Linked DNA regions of Homo sapiens: region 2 is linked to region 1. A link is a loop called in an ENCODE intact Hi-C map of the cell type or tissue named here. Cell type or tissue: heart left ventricle. All regions are shown on one strand.

What was found. A loop is a pair of places that touch in the nucleus more often than their neighbours do. Peaks named below come from ENCODE experiments on the same cell type or tissue, not always from the same donor. Only the 100,000 strongest peaks of a DNase experiment are listed, where the experiment ranks them.
Region 2: it touches region 1 in a loop (3-fold over the local background); 42 of 110 quality-filtered maps call a loop at or near these places.

What each region holds. Positions count from the first base shown.
Region 1 is chr18:79,455,058-79,463,057 of GRCh38, reverse strand. It overlaps NFATC1 (nuclear factor of activated T cells 1), which reads right to left. Exons shown (of 10, transcript NM_001278669.2): 7 at 1,692-1,747. It overlaps LOC101927897 (a long non-coding RNA gene), which reads left to right. Exons shown (of 3, transcript XR_001753515.2): 3 at 43-5,531. Among named protein-coding and RNA genes, the nearest start is that of NFATC1, 63 kb to the right of the region's middle. RefSeq lists an enhancer at 2,302-2,661. In heart left ventricle, no CTCF peak of the experiment used is centred here; a DNase peak (open chromatin) is centred at 4,547; H3K4me3 peaks cover 673 bases; H3K27ac peaks cover 1,385 bases.
Region 2 is chr18:79,398,775-79,406,774 of GRCh38, reverse strand. All of the region lies in intron 1 of NFATC1 (nuclear factor of activated T cells 1), which reads right to left. Among named protein-coding and RNA genes, the nearest start is that of NFATC1, 6.8 kb to the right of the region's middle. RefSeq lists enhancers at 1,162-1,757, 1,879-1,938 and silencers at 6,248-6,487, 6,908-7,107. In heart left ventricle, a CTCF peak has its summit at 3,275; DNase peaks (open chromatin) are centred at 824, 3,254, 6,504, 7,174 and 5 weaker places; H3K4me3 peaks cover 3,330 bases; H3K27ac peaks cover 4,651 bases.

The DNA.
Region 1 (8,000 bases):
GTGGAAGACGCTGCTTTCTGACAGAGCCACCTCTTGGGACAGGGAGTGAAGGTGCCAGCACCGCTCTCCATGGAGGCCACCGATCGTCCCACCAACAGGAGACGACCTCAAGACTCCTCCCCGGTGTCCTGTCCACCTGCCTCCAGCCGCCCGAGATGGGCTCTTCCCTGAGGTTTCTGAAGGGACCAGCTTCCAACTGCACACACTGAGTGGGTGCACAAGACTCCCCGACCCGCAGGGACACACACTGAGTGGGTGCACAAGACTTCCCTGACCCGCAGGGACACACACTGCTGAGCTCAGAAGCATGTTCATGTCTTCAAAACTCCCTTGTGAGCCATGTGGCATCTTATGTTGGCCTAGAGATTTCTACTGCTTTTATAGGACTAAACAGAACACTCAAAAAATCCAACGTAGGGATCAATCCAACTGTATCAATAATAAGTGAACATCAGGCCGGGCACGGTGGCTCATGCCTGTAATCCCAGCACTTTGGGAGGCCGAGGCGGGCGGATCACCTGAGGTTGGGAGTTCCAGACCTGCTTGGCCAACATGGCAAAACCCCATCTCTACTAAAATTACAAAATTAGCCGGGCGTGGTGGTGCATGCCTGTAATCCCAGCTACTCGGGAGGTGGAGGTTGCAGTGAGCCGAGATCACGCCACTGCACTCCAGCCTGGGCAACAAGAACGAAACTCTGTTTCAAAAAAACAAAAACAAACAAAACTAAAGACCTAAACATCAATGGTCTCCATGTGCCAATTACAAGACAGCGTCAGAGAGGATCCAAGACACCACCCAAGAAGACGTTGCCTCCAAGAAACCACTTTAAACATGAGCACATGGATCAGAAGCGCAGGGATGGGAGAGATGCACGCAGCAACCGGTGCCGTGCAGGAGATGTGGGAGCAGCTACAGCCATCCACACAAAAGGTCATCTCCAATCCGAGGACGGTCATTATCCTCAGGCACCGGCTGTATGCACGCGGTGCCAGGGAAGCTGTGGCAGGTGACTGGGGGAGTTGGAAACGGCCCGGTGACAGCAGAAGTGTGACCCAGCCACGCGTCTGCCACGACCCCGCACACATGCACCGCCCGCTAACAGGCTGTGGCCAATCGCGAGTCCAGGAGCCACGCCCAGGCTCTTGTGCTTGGGACACCATCACAGGGGAGGTCGGCGCAATCAGTGGCCTCGGAGGACGGGGTGAGGAGTCCCCACTGGGGATGCCGCAGAGCCCTGCCCTCGGTGCTGTGAGCGGGTCTGGGCAGGTGCTGACCACCCCCCGGGAACTCAGCACAGCACTGACTCCCAGGAGCCTGCTCTGTGCCAGGTGATGGTGACAGCAAGGGGACAGCAAAGGGCGGGAGGGTCCGTGTGAGACGACCTTCCCTGGGCTGTCTCAGCGCCAGGGTGTGTGAGGTGGCCCTCAGCCTGTCCAGCACCGTCCCCGGCCGCCAGGGCTCTGACGTGACCTGACACGTTGGGTGACAGCACATGGTGCTTTGGCGAGTACTTGGTGATCCTGTTTGTTACTGGTTCTGTTACTCTATGCACTATTTTTATTTGTTTCATTCTAAGAAACAGGAACCCCAGCCTCCCAAGGCCTGGGGACCCGCAGTGGCTCCAGCAGACCCCAGCCTCCCAAGCCCTGGGGACCCACAGTAGCTCCAGCTGCGCCAAAGGCACTCACCGGCTTGCACAGGTCCCGGTCAGTTTTCGCTTCCATCTCCCAGACATGGTGGCCATCTGGAAGAAAGGAGCAGGAAACGTCTGTGACTCTGTGTGGTGGGGAGCCCCCTCCCCAGACACCCCCACGTGATCCAGACCCAGGGCCCTGAGCCAGGAGGGCGCCTTGTCCCAGGAGACCCACGTAGGCCCATCCCAGGGCTTTGTCGAGGGCAGCACCTCAGGAGCCACGTGCCCTGGCAGGGCCCCGAGCTCGACACCAAAGTTGCCCTGGGAGCCTGGAGAAGCTGAGGACACGCGGCTCAGGGCTTGTTCTGACCCCAGCCCGGCGTAGGAGGGACTACAGGGCAGGGGCATCCTCAGGAATCCGTCCTGGCCCTGCATCTGCTGGCCTCTCACAGCCTCAGGACAGGTCACGGGAGGGTCTCTATGCCCTCGTCCTCTCCAGGGAGAGCAGGTGTGAGGGGGAGCAGGTACCCCATCAGCAGAGCGTGTGCAGGGCGTCTGTGCGTGGACCTGGGACCCGGCTCTGCAGTTCCCAGCCCAGCCTCCCAGGGATGCAGGAGGTGTGAGAGTAGTGACGGGGGGCCGGGGGCTCCACGCCAGGGTGCGACGCCTGCTCGTGCTGGGGTCTACTCTGGTGGATGAGGGCCTGGCCGCTGGCCCTGCCTGTGTGCAAAGGAACCACTGGGTAAATGAGAAGAGCCTTCCTCTGACAACTTCTTGCCCATCAGGAGACAGAAATGCAAAACACGAGGTATTTTTGGCATTTCCCCAGTGGCCATTTGCATGTTTTTAAAAAATAAAAAGGCTCCCAGAGGTGTAGTGAAAGGACGCGTTGTGCTCTCTGCTCCAGGCCTGGCAGAGTGGGGGCTCCAGGCGCACACGGACAAGGCGGCCCCACCACAGCCTGGGTGTGTGCACGGCCTGGCCCCTCAGATGGGCTGAGTTTGGGGCAATTATCTCAAATTAACAGATGTCAATCTCCTACAGAGTCTCTTCCTGCCTTTTATCTTCTCCAAAATAAAGTCTGTTCCCAAAATGAACAGTTACAGGTATACACACTTAAGTTTATCCTTATGCTCTGTCTCCAAAGAAGAAAATGTGTGTCTGTTACAAACCCTCAATTACTGATAAATCAGACAAAATCTCCTTTTTCTCTGTTACAGTGCCGGGCTGCTGCCTGGGTGGAGGGTGGAGAGGAAATGTGAGTCACACAGGACCCCAGAGCCGCCCAGCCAAGCCCTGGCCATGCCAGCCCGGGAGGCCCGAGGTCCCCACGCAAATTACCCACCAGATGAACCCACTCGATAGAGCCTGGCATCCCTCTCTCCTCTAGGAAAAAAATTACAGGAAACTAAAAAGTACACTCAGTTGCGCTTGAAGCCATCTGAGTTTCATGAAGCAGCAAGTCCTCCAGGCCCTGGAAAGCTCAGGAGCTGGGAAGAAAGAGGCGTTTTCACTCCAGCACAGGTGCTGATGCCACAGGATTCCCAGAAGCCCCCAGCCCAGATGCACCACTCAGAAGCCCCTCCACCCCCACTTCATAAAAATCCAAATCACTCTGTGTGTAACTAAGTCTTCTGGTTGTTTGGCACCTTTTGAAAATGACTTTTGAACTTTTCTTATGACAAAGTCCATCTTTGGGGTGAGGCCCCGTCCACACCCCACAAAAGGCTGTGGTCCTCTGAAGCTCCCGGGCGCAACAGGCTATAGTTTGCTTCCCGCCCAGCCCAGGAAGCTCAGAGTCACAACTTCAGCTTCCCTAGGAACTTCCCTGACGCTGTGGAGGCCTTTGGCACTGGCAAGGGGAGGGAGGTTCAGTGACTGTGCTGAGCAGGAGGGACACTGAGGCGCACACGGGGCCAGGATGTCGCGTTTAATGACACCCCGAGGGGACGCCATTTTTGCAGCCGAGGCCAACACAGCCTGCTCCTCTCTTTATGTCCCGAGAAGCAAGAGGGACTCCAGCCGTCTCCCCCGCGGCCTCCTCCAGGTGGCTGCCCCGCAGCGGTGAGTCCATGAAAAGCAAATGGAACGACGGCATGGAGGCGTCTTTTCCCACCCGTGCCTCGTGGGCCTGTGGGGAACCATCCTTGCCGGAGCGGCCCCAAGGGGAGCCACGTCTGCGTGGCCAGCCAGGCCCAGCTCAGCAGCTGCCATGGAGCAGCCTCCACCGCACACCTGGGAGCACCCGCACCCTGCAATTCCTGCGCAGGTGGGAGCAGATACGCTTAGACTTCCCCTAAAAGTGCGGGGAACCGACAAACATCCCTGCCTTCCTCAAAGACCCCGGCTGAGCCAGCGCCTGTGGCCTTCCCTCTTGGAGGTGGGGCCTCTCCCCGTGGTGTCCGACGTCTGTGGCCGTTTCAGGTCGACCAGGGTGAGGGTGAGGGCAGGCTTTCTGTTTCTGCTTAAGGATCATAAAGTAATTGTCTTTCAAAAGCAATAGTATTCACGGCCAGAAATGTCTATCTAGCAATTGCTTCCAGAACAAGACAAAGCGCCGAGACTGCTGAAAGATGGAAATAACCTCGCATCTCAGGAAAGGAGACGCAGGGCCGCGTCCCGCCGGCAAGAGCATCGCCATGGCGGCTCCCAGCTCCGTGGAGGCCCGGACGGGCAGCGCCGGCCCCCGTGCTGTTCAAAACTCAGCCCCTGGCAGGAAGGAAGGCAGCCGGTCCTGAAAGGGCCTTTGTGTTCAGCCTTATCAGAGCTCCGAGTCCTTAGTAGGAAACTGCCCGAGTGCAGGAGTAAAAATATTCCAGATCATTAGGGAATTCCCTGCAGTCTGAGTCATCGGGAGGCTTCCCTGCCACACCCGCGAGGTTTCCACACAGGCAGGCCTGCGGGCCCAGGAGCCTCCCAGACCGGCCAGGACCCGCCGCCCGGAGCCGGGCCACCCCCACGCCGGTGCTGATGCTGAGCCACTGTTTCCACAAAGAAAGCCACGAGGGCCGCTGGTGGAAGCAGCAGCGTCCCTGGGTCCCACGGTGCCCTCGAGCCCTGCTCCCCACGGCGTCTCCTGCCCTGCTCCCCAAAGCATCCTCGTGCCCTGCTCCCCGCGGCGTCCTCGTGCCGTGCACCCCACAGCATCCTCATGCCCAGAAGCGAGCGTCCCTGGGGCGTCTCATCCATCCCCGGCTCTCCCCCAGGAGTCTGTCCCAGCCTGGCTCCCAGAGGAGATTCTGGAGGGGAAACAGCCACCCAGCCCTGCTGCACATCTGCCTGCAGGGCCTCACACGGAGCCACCCTGTGACCCACAGCCCTTTCACACCGAGGCATGTGCTCAGGAGACAGGCAGGCGTCCACACAGGACTCACGCACTGAGGTTCATGGCGGCTTTTCCACGATCATCTCCACAGGGTGGACGTGGCCTAGTGCCATCGACAGACAGGTGTGGGCAGCCACACGGTGGGCTTCCCTCAGCCACAGAAAGACCCCACGTCCCGACCTGTGCCAACGAGGGGACCTGAGGACCCTACGCCCTGACCCACACCAACGAGGGAACATGGAGGATGCCACGCTCCACAGAAGCTGCCAGGCACCACAGCCGGCAGGATGGGGTTCCCCAGCAGGCCAGCAGGGAGCAGCCAGACCAGGCGAGGCCACGGCGAGGGGGCATTGGGGTTGTCGGAGCCGGGGTGGGGGAAGGGAGAGCAGGGGTGGCCACTCATGGGCAAGGGTTTCTTTCTGGGGACAAGAAAATGTTCTGAAATTGGTGGTGGCCGCATAATTATGTGAAGCCACCAAAACCCACCGAATTATACACTTTGAGTGAATTAAATGGTGTATAGATCATATTTCGATAAAGCTGATATAAAAAAGAAACTAGCCAACATGACCATGGGTGACTTTGTCGTGTATGATCCCAAAAGGCCTGAGAAGGGAGAGGAGGGAGGGGAGCCAGAAGCCCGGCCCCTCCTCCTGCAGTGGGGACTGACGTGACGCGTGGCCTCCCCACACCAGCGGGGCCCAGGCAGGGGGAGTCTGAGAGTCGCCCCTAGCGCTATCCAGAATGCGGCTTGATGAGAACTGTGGGGTCATCACTCAATTCTAGGGGTCCTGGACCATCTGGGCCACTGAGCCATCCTCAGGGCATGAGGAAGACACGGGCAGGTGTCTCTTCCCCGGGCGCTGCCCTCCTTGCCTTCCCTGTGTGGTCTCTGGGAGCAAACAGAGAAGCCTGGGGGTTCAGCCCGGCCACCTGTCCTGCTCCCAAAGACGCCATGTGGTGACAAAGCAGCCCCAACTCTCCTCTCTCGGAGCACACGGCGACAGTGATGTCTGTCCACACTCACAGGCGCCCAGCAATGTCACCTTCTCCCTGAAAACACAAATCTGAAAGATCTGCATTTGGCCTTTAAACTGTTGGGATGGACACCTCTGAAGGTGTTGTCATTGCGATGCTGCCTTCGGGGCCAGCATCCAACATCTTCAGGAGGTGACAGCTGAGCTGCTCCACACAGGGAGGCTGCCCGTGCCGCGGACGCTGGAGCTGGGAATTCCCAGCTGTGTCCTCCTTGCTCACCCAGCCCCGTCAGAGGGCACACCACGGAGATGCCACAGAGGCAGCCATCCCCCGGGTCCATCTCCCTCGGCCTACATCCCGCACGACTAAAACAGAACACAGACCCCACCACCCACCTGGACTCCACCTTCCTCCTCGGCCCGCTCCTCTGCCCCAGGCCGAGACCTTCCACAAGGGACAGAGGAGGGACAGCAAGGGCCGAAAGGGGCAGTGCCACTAGTCTGCCTTACAGGGGCCCTGACCCTCACCTCCTCCCCGCCCGCGAGAAAGAACCAGACCCTAGGAAAACAAGGAGCAGGGGCAGCTGGAGGAGGAGAGGGGCAGGGTGGCCAGCGGGCACTGATGCCTCACTGGGGAAATCGGGGCCTGCAGGGGCCTCGGGGCTTCCGCGACACCCTGGGGTGGGTGAACCTCCCCCTGGCCTTGAAGGAACCTGAAGGTGAGCCCGGAGGGAGTGGCTTCAGGCCTGGGGACTCCTCTGACCCGGCTCTCTGGGCGGACAGGAGGGTCCTTGCCTGGCGCTTCCTGCACCTGGATGACATGGCCTCTGCCTGGGGACATGCACCCCACACTCGCCGCGGTGAATGTGTGTGTCCCGGCATAGGACCAGCAGCTGCCAAGGCCACGGTGGTTCCGTGACAGCCCAAAGCCACGGTGGTTCCGTGACAGTTCCGTGTCCTTGCAAGTGTCCTGCCAGCTGCCAGCTAAGCTCTGTGGCTGCTGGGTGGAGCCTCCCAAAACAACGGCCAGGTGCCTGTCAGAGCTTGTGGAAGTCCTGGGAACCACACCGGTCACGGTCCCATGGCAGGGCAGCCTTGGAAAGGCCCGGGCCTTTGGTCCCTTTATTTGAAAAATAACAACATACATTTGGCCCAGATTTGGAGTCCTGGCCCTCCCAGTGAGGTGGGAGGCAGGCCCTCCGCCTGCTGCTGTGTGGAGAAATCTGGAAACCTAGCCTGCGTCTCCTGCAGTGTGGCTAGTGCCTGCCCACAGGCCTGTCTTCTCCACGTGGTAACATCCAGGGCCAGAGGATGGGGCGGCCGTGGGATGGGGCGGCCGTGGGATGGGGCGGCCGTGGGATGGGGCGGCCGTGAGATGGGGGGCGAGCTGGGGTCCCACCATGTTGGGTTTGGGGCGAACCTGGCTGTCTGGGGTTTCTCAGGGGAGGGCTCTGGATGTGCTGGGCTGGGGGCCTCCGGGAGGGGCTCTGTCTACTCGCTCCCACCGTGCAGGCCACCCGGCCTCCCACATTTCTGTGTGTCTCCCTGCGAACCAGGGCAGGGCCCCTGGGGTGGTGGCTGGCACGGCACTGGGTCCAGGCCTGGGCCTAGGAGCCCTGGCACAGCCCGTCTCTGCTTCCCGGGAGCCCCGGCCGCCTGTGAGATGCCAGGCTGCCTCCCCAGAGGGGCCCCGGGAGGCCACGTAGAGGGGCCCTGATTACCTGGAGAAGGAGACGCCGGCCGTCCAGGCCCCAGCTGGCCTGCCAGTCACGGCGGCCACAGAAACGACCACTGACGAGACCCGTGCAGCCCCACCCGCTGAGCCCTGCCCGCTGCGCGATCGCTGGCAAACGGAGTGGGAGTCTTCACCCCCGGCGTCGTAGTGTGGCTTCCGCGCAGCGACACCAAAACAGGCTTCGCTGATGTTTTTAAAAAACGGCACCAGAACAGACGCGTGACTTAAGAAAAGGAGGTTGTTCAGCTCCAGCATCGAGAACTGGCTCATGTTTGATGCATCCACATCTCAGAACCTTGCGCCTTCTGTCTCATCTCAGCCAGGCTC
Region 2 (8,000 bases), 56 kb after region 1:
GACCCACGAGGGGGTTTTGTCGAGCGCAGGCCTGCGGCTCCTGGGGGGTTCCCGTTGAGGTGCCACGCCGAGCCACCTGTTCATTACTCTGCATTCTCACCAAAAGTTGTCCAAAAGATATTCCTTAGCCAAAAACGCCACATTACATACACCGGCCCAGGAACTCACACCCACACTTACTGCTGGGCCCGCTTATTTGTCTAGAAGCCCTCTCGCCTGTTGGAGCAGAAACAACATTATGTTAGGAACCAGCTTCCATCTCACACCAGTCATCAACTCCAGGAGACCCGAAAGCACAGCAGCGGAACTGAGGGAACACGATGGCAGCGTGGATCCGATCACGGGGGCCCAGCCTCCCTCCCACACCCCGACTTCCTCTCGGAGGCATCCGTGGCCTTCAACCGGCTCTTCAGGCCCCACCTGCTCCACACACTTCCCCTCACTGTCCAGACCTCAAAGGGGGCTTAACTGCAATTGATTCATGTACAGATTCCTACACTTCCTGTTTCCCAATCAAAAGAGTATTTATTTCCAAGACAGCTGATCCCACAGCTGAACTACCATTTGCTGGTAGAAAGGTAATTCTGAAGAATTTTTTAAAACCCTAGCAATTAACAGAGCAAGTCTTGGGGCCTCCCCACCATCCTCCCACAGGACTCAGCCCTGAACTGGCTGCTCAGCCAGTGACGGAGCCCAGAGCTGCGCCACACGGGGTACTAGAGCCAGATCACCGGAAGGTTCTAGATGAAACGGGGCAGGAAAGGGGAGGCGGACCTCACAGGTCTCTGTGTGCAAGTCCTCAGGGGCCGTAGCCCTTGACGTTTCTGTGACGGGGGCCCAGGCGTGAGGGGAAGTGAGGAAGAGGAGGAGACTCCGCCCACAGCGAGAGCAGGAAGTGCATGCAGAGGCCCACGGACGCCTGGGGCACCCGAGGGCCTTTATTTAAACTGAAGTATTGCAATAAAACCTGATTCGATGAGGCAAAGAAACACCATAAAGCTTTATTAAAAAACAAAAAGGGCTCACCTAAGCATGCGTTTTCCCTGATCAAACAAATGACAAAACGAAAGCTCAAATGCTTGAATTTCATTAGGATCCCTCGCCCAGGTCCTTGGAGGGCGGGTAGTGGATAAAGTTCCCTTGTTCCTCCTAGAAGAAGGGCAAGGTGTGGGGTCAAGCTGCCCCCAGAGGCCAAGCCCCACACGCCGGGGGCCACTGTCCTGGCTGTGAGCCCCTCCCTCCCAGCTCCCAATGAATTTGGTTTCATGACCCACCTAAACCGTATTCAAATCTGAGTTATTTAACTATTCAAAGGGATCATATTTACATGAAGGGAAAATATTCCCAGTAACTTTCTTGACGATTCTGAGGCGCTTGGGCTGATTCATGTCACGTCAGACACCACCACAGAGCTCGGTGACCCCACTCCCTGGCTGCCGTGTCGGAGGGCCTGGCTCTTTGCCAAGGAGGATTCACTAAATGACAGTGCAGGTGAGCAGGGAGACAGCTGGATTCTAAGCAATGATCGCGGAGAGCACATTCAAAATCCCTTAACGGAAGGTCATGGCATGGCCCCTCTGCTGAAAGTGCCACCTCCTCACTTTTGAGTCCCCTGATCCTCACCGGCTCGCTCAGCCATCAGGTGCCCCACGACACACAGGTGGTTTGGGGGTGCTAGGACAGACGGCCACGCGGGGAGCACCCGGCTCTCAGGCCAGCCTAGTCCCACTGGCCTCAGCAAGTTCCACATGTCAGAGCTGTTAAAAGCGATCTCTCTCACTCTGAGAAATAATTCACTTCAGAACCACACACCTTTCTCGTTTCTGAACAACCACAAAAAACTGTATCGGTGCCTGACATTAAATTAATACATGAAATACTTCTGGTCAGGGCTCCCTACAGGTGCACAGCATTCTAACCTTGCAGACCCCGCCGTGCTGAGCCCCAGGGCACCTGCCCCTCACGACACGCAGTTCCCAGACAGCCACTCCCTCACTCGCTGTGCGCAGGGCAGGACAGCCACGCCTCTGCCTTGCGCATCAGGCCAGCACTGCTGACAAGAATCACCAACTCCAGCCACAGCCAGATCTCTCATCTTTCACAAACTCTGAGAGGCGGCCATCACAGACGACGTTATTTTTCATTTTAAGGAACATTCCCTTCAGCACTTGCTGGGGCTGAACCACAGGTCGACCCCCAGGCACTGCTGTCACCTCTCCAGACAGCCACGGAGTCTGCTGTGGGTGAGGCCAGATGACAACTGTGAATGTATTGGAAATAAAACAAAACGAAGCAGGGCGATCCACGCCAAGACCTTGCTGTTGGAAGCAATGTGCTTAGCAGGCCTGGGAAACGCTGCCTCACAGTGGCACCGGGACGTGGTCAGGCCCGCGGCATGACAGACAGCAACAGCTTCCCAGACGCCGTTCCCCCAACAATCTGCCAGCGAGAAAGATTTACAAAGGCAAATAGGATGGCCTCGTCACAGCGCAAACAAACGGTATTTAATGTTCCATAAATAAGCACGCCAACGCCTTAATAAGGGTCCTTCGTCCAGCCCGGGGCCCAACCTGGGACATCGTTCCTCAGAGGTACTGGAATATTCCCCCTGGTCCGACGCACACATCATTTTAAAGCATCCTTTTTGAATTCTGTTTTCAAGGAATTAAAAAATATCCAAGTTGTTCATGGCTAGCTGAGATCTTCCTTTGAAAAACACGACACAGAACTGAAATATTCCAATCTGCCAGGTAACTCCACCCTCCACGGAAACACCTCTAGAACGTCAGGGGATGAGCTGTGCATGGTAATAGCAGGAACGCTTTCCTAAAACACTGAACTTGAACAACAGAGCATTCCTAATTCAGCTCTCCCCTGGGACCTCTCTGCTCACCAGGCGTCTCTGCCACGGGTTTCCTGCCACAGCCCCCGACCAGCCACGGACACCCCGGGCCCTCTTGGGGAAGAGAAATCCTATTTGGTGAAAATGGACTTGAGAATAAAAGTCTTCCAAAGCTTCAATTCTGCATAAGATGTTGCCTTTCCACAAGGGAACCATTAAATGCCCCAGCAGTGGGCACAGGCCAGTGGCAGACCCGGGCACACAGAGGTTCGGAGGGTGGCCCCGACTGCCAGAGAGGCTCCAGCCCAAACACAGAGGCCTTGGCCAATTTCCTCTGAGTTGCCACGGCGACAGTGCTGGCAGCAGCCAAGCTGGCCAAAATAACTTAGAAAACAGGAGCCCTGGGGCGGGAAGCAGGGCACGCCCGCCTCCCAGCTGACAGCGAAGCAGCTATTTCCTGAGCCCCAGAAGGGAGCGGGACCTCCTCTCTGCAGAGGGAAGCCCGGGGCCTGCTCCTGGGTGGACACAGCCAGAAGCCAGACCCTGGAAGCCCAAACGCCACTCCCATCCCGCCTGGGAAATTATTTACAATATTCTCTTTTCATTGTCCCAACAAATGGTTACTGAATATCTATTCTTTGCACCTGCTGAGCACTTTCGAAATAAAGAACAAGACACAGCCCCTCCCTCAAAGCACCCCGTGAAGACGCGGGACCTGTGCCCGCAGCCTGGACCTAAGTCCAGCGAGATGGAAGGGGTGGGGGCCACAGCGGCGTGGGCCAGGCTCCTGGCCACAGTCAGCCACCCTGCGGCTGCAGCCCCCAACCCCGGTACACTGACCTCAGCTCTGCCAGGACGTACAGCCCCTTCTCAGGGGATCCGGCTGACAGACTGCCTCCTGGGCTCAGGGCCGGCCACGTCCTTTACAACAAAGCTTGACTTTCTGTGCTTAGTCTAATCTATAAAACCCAGTTTGCCTTGCTTTGCAATTGATCTCAGACTTATTCATGTATTCATTTATATCCAGGTTCATCCCAGAAACAACGTGAAGTAGTTTCTATCACCCGTCAAAAGCTGGAGAGTCAATGTAATCATTTAACAATGTGATATAAATAATTAACACCATTGAATCATCATCAAAATGCAGTAATAATGGTAATAAAAAGAAAGGAGAAAACAGCACGGTGTCTCACGGGAAAACACAATATGTACACGTAACATATGAGATACATAAAGAACCCTTCCTAGCAACTTCTTGACACCGTAAAAGCAGGAAGGGGCTCTTCTCAGCTCTCGCCTCTCCTGCTCGGAGCCCCAACTCCTAAAGCCCAAAACCACGGTGGTCTCTGGAGGGGCAAGGACACAGCAGAAAGCTTTCACAAGCCGCCTGGAGAGCCAGCAGCCCAGCTCTGCGGGGCTCCCGGGGAAGGGCGCAGCTCCGGAGGGCCCAGGGTGCCTGCGAGGGTGAGGTTCACGGCTTCACTCATTCTGCTCAAGGAGTGTTTTGGGGGAATGAGCCCGGTGGGTGCCGGGGAGGACTGTGTCCTGAACCCACCTGGAAGGCGGCCACCTGCTTCTGGGTCAGGAGAGACCCCATGTTCACCAGGGTCCCCATATCCGATGCCAGCAGGAAGCCCGCCCACCTCAAAATGGTGTATAAACTGTGGCGTCCTTGTGAGACTAGGCCTCGAGGGGCAGAGACTGGCCTCCTGTGCGTCTTCCCGGATAAGCCTGGAGTTACCTGTGCAGTCACAGGAGGATGCCGCCGCCGGCGGTGTCCTTCCCGAGGCTGCTGTCGCGCACAGTCACGTGTGCACGGAGGCACGGAAGTGGCCCTTGTCACTGGGGGTGCGCTGACCACGTGCCAAGCCAGACACAGTGCCCAGTGTGGCACAGCCCACCCTGGAGGCCTGGGAGGCCGGGGAGACCCAGCTCCATGGGGATAACTACCCCCTGTGCTTCTTCAAGGAGGCAAAGCAGTGAAATCTTCAGCCAGGGCCGAGGGCCCAGGGCCGTACACTGTCCTGCAGGCCCCCTGGGCCTCTGACTGGGGTGTAGGGCCTGGGTTCTGGCAGCACTGGGCCTGTCGCAGGCCCACAGTCAGTGATTCACGCTGTGAACGACCGGGGGTGTACTGGGAGGTCCCACCCGACCCCCGATGACTGCACGGGTGTGGGAGCCTCCACCCCAACAGATCCCAGAGGGGCCACCCTGGTGGCCACACTCTCATGGGACCGACTTTCACCCCATAAAGAGAGGTCGGGAGTGGGGCGACACTCTCGCATGGCACACCCAGGTAGAAAACTCTTCTGCTGAAATGTCCTGGCTCAAGCCGGGGAGGACTGGAACCAGCTCTGGAAGGCGGCGCCAGGGCCACAGGCAGCCCGGGTGGGAAGGGCCTCCGGCGGGTCTCTCTCCCACCCTCATCTGCCTTGGCTCCCACTGACCCCAAAGACCTAGAACCCAGGCCCAGGCAGGGAAGACATTTGGGGAGTGGTGAGTCGAGAACCGCAGGCAGCACAGGTTTGGTTGGAGCGCTTATTTTCAAAAAATGATCAAGACGTTGGAGTTTTTAAAAGAGAGTAGTGAACGATACGGAAAATATGACCCTCATTACAGACTCGGCGGAGGTCCCTGCTTGCCAAGCTCCTCCGGCTTCACCTCCGCGCGGGGAGGGCAGACACGAGGCCTTGAGAATGGGCACAGACAGGGGCGGACGGTGACCAGCCTGGGGTGACCTGGACAGAAGAGATCCCGGGCAGCGGGAGAGGGGCCCAGGCCCAGGGGTGCCCACCCCACTCACTCGCTGCTCTTCGGGAGTGGGGAGTTATTTGTGGTTTGTTTACCTGAAACCCTTATTTCTGACACAGAGAAGAGAAAATGAAAGAAAAGGCTGGGGTCATGGTAGCTCCGGGTAAACTTGAAAGCTGGAGGCTTGGGGGGGTCTGCGGGGCGTGGGGAGACGGCGGCGGGGAGGGAGGGTGACTGTGGGGAGGAAGGGCCAGAAGGCGGCGGCAGGGGCGGGAGGTCAGGGGGAGGGTGGCTGGGGGGAGGGAGGAGGATGGCTGAGGCGGAGGTCGGGGGGCGGGTGGGGGGGGGGTCGGGGGGTCGGGGAGGTCGGGAGGGCGGGACGCGGGGCGGGGAGAGGGTGTCTGGGGGAGCTGGGGCTTCTCCGCCTCTGGCAGCGCCACCAGCCCTCTGTCCGGGACCACTTCGTCCACGCCCGTGTCCGGGCTGCGCTCTTCCCCCAGGACCCCGCCGCGAGCGCTCGGAGGAACCGCATCCGAGCCCAGGACGCCCCGCACTGCAGCGTCCCCCGCCGTAGCCCCTCGGTCCCGGGCGCGCCGGGGACTCCTGGGGTCCCCGGGGAGCGACGAGGACGCGGAGGGGGCCTGGGCGCCCCCAAACCCCGACCTGGCCCCGCGCCCCCCGCGCCCTCCGGGACTGACCCACCTGGGGCGGCCGCGGCGGCGCCCTCGTCGCGCTGGTTAAACTCGAAGAGGAACTCGAAGTCGAACTCCTGGTCCTCCAGCCCCGTCATGGCGGGTCGGGCCGGGGCCGGGGCGGGAGCCGGGGTCGCGGCCGCCAGGGGTTCGGTTCTCCCGGCGCTGCCCGCGCGTCCTCCGCGTAACGTGACCCCCGCCCCTCCCCCCGTCCCCGCCCCGCCCCCGCCCCCCGGGGCGTTTCCGGGTTTACATAAACAACCGGCTCGCGGCCGCCGGCTTCCGAGTTTTAAATAAACTCCCCGGACACGAGTTTTTAAATAAACTCGTGTCCCCCCCGCCCCCGCCCCCTCGCGCGCGCGCGACCGCAGGGGTCCCCCGGCCTCTTGTGCCCTGGGGGTCCCGGCCCGGCGCAGGCTCCTCCGGACCCGGGGGTAGGGGCGTCGGGACCCCACGAGCGGCACCAGGTACCTAAGGCTGCGCCCAGGGCGACGGAATTTTTTTTTTAAGTTTTTTTTTTAAAGAAGTTTTCAATCCGGGCCTCCTCGGGAAAGCGGCTGCAACGGTGACCCCCGAGCGCCACGTGCGCGCCCTGCGGAGCCCCGGGAGTGGGGAGGTCCCAGCCCGAGGCCGCCAACGCTAGGAACCCCGATTTCAGCCCGACGGTGCCGGGAAGCGCAGGGATTCCCGCTGGGTTCGTGGCGCGCCCCTCGGCCTGCAACCCCCTGCAGGAGGCCCGGCACCCACCGGCCTCTCCTGCGAGTCCCCAGCCTCCAAACACCCGCCCTGCGCGCCCCCGCCCCGCGGGAAACCCGCCGGTCCTTCTAGGGGCACCTCCAAAGATGACCTCCTTGAGCGGGGCGGGAAGGCGAGTTCGGGTCCCACCCTAGGCGGCCCGAGCCTGTGCGCGGCGGGGATCCGGAAAGCCGGGCTGCTTAGCTGAGGCCGCCCTGGGCCTGCCTCTCCCGCCGCGTGTTCTAACTTCCCCCGGGCTCTCCGCACCATATACACCCGACATGTGGAATAGTAGGAGGATGGTGGGAGTCTGAGGGCGGAGGGGAGCCGGCCCGGGCGGAGGGGTGCGCGTGTCAAGGCTGGCAACCCCAAAGCTCCTCGGAGCGCTCCCTCTGGCCTGCCCCGCGGGCACTGCCTTTTCCAGAGGCGAGAAACCCTCCAGTCCCAGGGTCGTCCCCGGGCTTCTCCCGCGACCCTTTCACTGGCTGGTTTTCTCCAGTGATAAGCCATCGTTCCGTGTGGCCTGATTTAGTTTCTAATAATACTTCTGACTTTGGGATGGATGTTGGAGCGTTGTTTTGTTGTAGTTTTGCTGCTTTTGCCGACCTTGGGCAAGTGGAAGTTCTGTTTTCTGTTGAGAAGCCACAACGTTTCATTCTCTTTCCATTGTACAGGTTTTTGTTTGTTTGAGACGGAGTCTCGCTCTGTCACCCAGGCTGGAGTGCAGTGGTGCAATCTCTGCTCACTGCAACCTCCGCCTTCCGAGTTCAAGCGATTCTCCTGCCTCAGCCTCCAGAGTAGCTGGGACTACAGGCACCCGCCACCACTCTCAGCTAATTTTTGTAGTTTTAGTAGAGACGGGGTTTCACCATGTTGACCAGGATGGTCTCGATCTCTTGACCTCGTGATCCGCTTGCCTCGGCCTCCCAAAGTGCTGGGATTACAGGCGTGAGCCGCGGCGCCCGGCCTGTACATTGTTT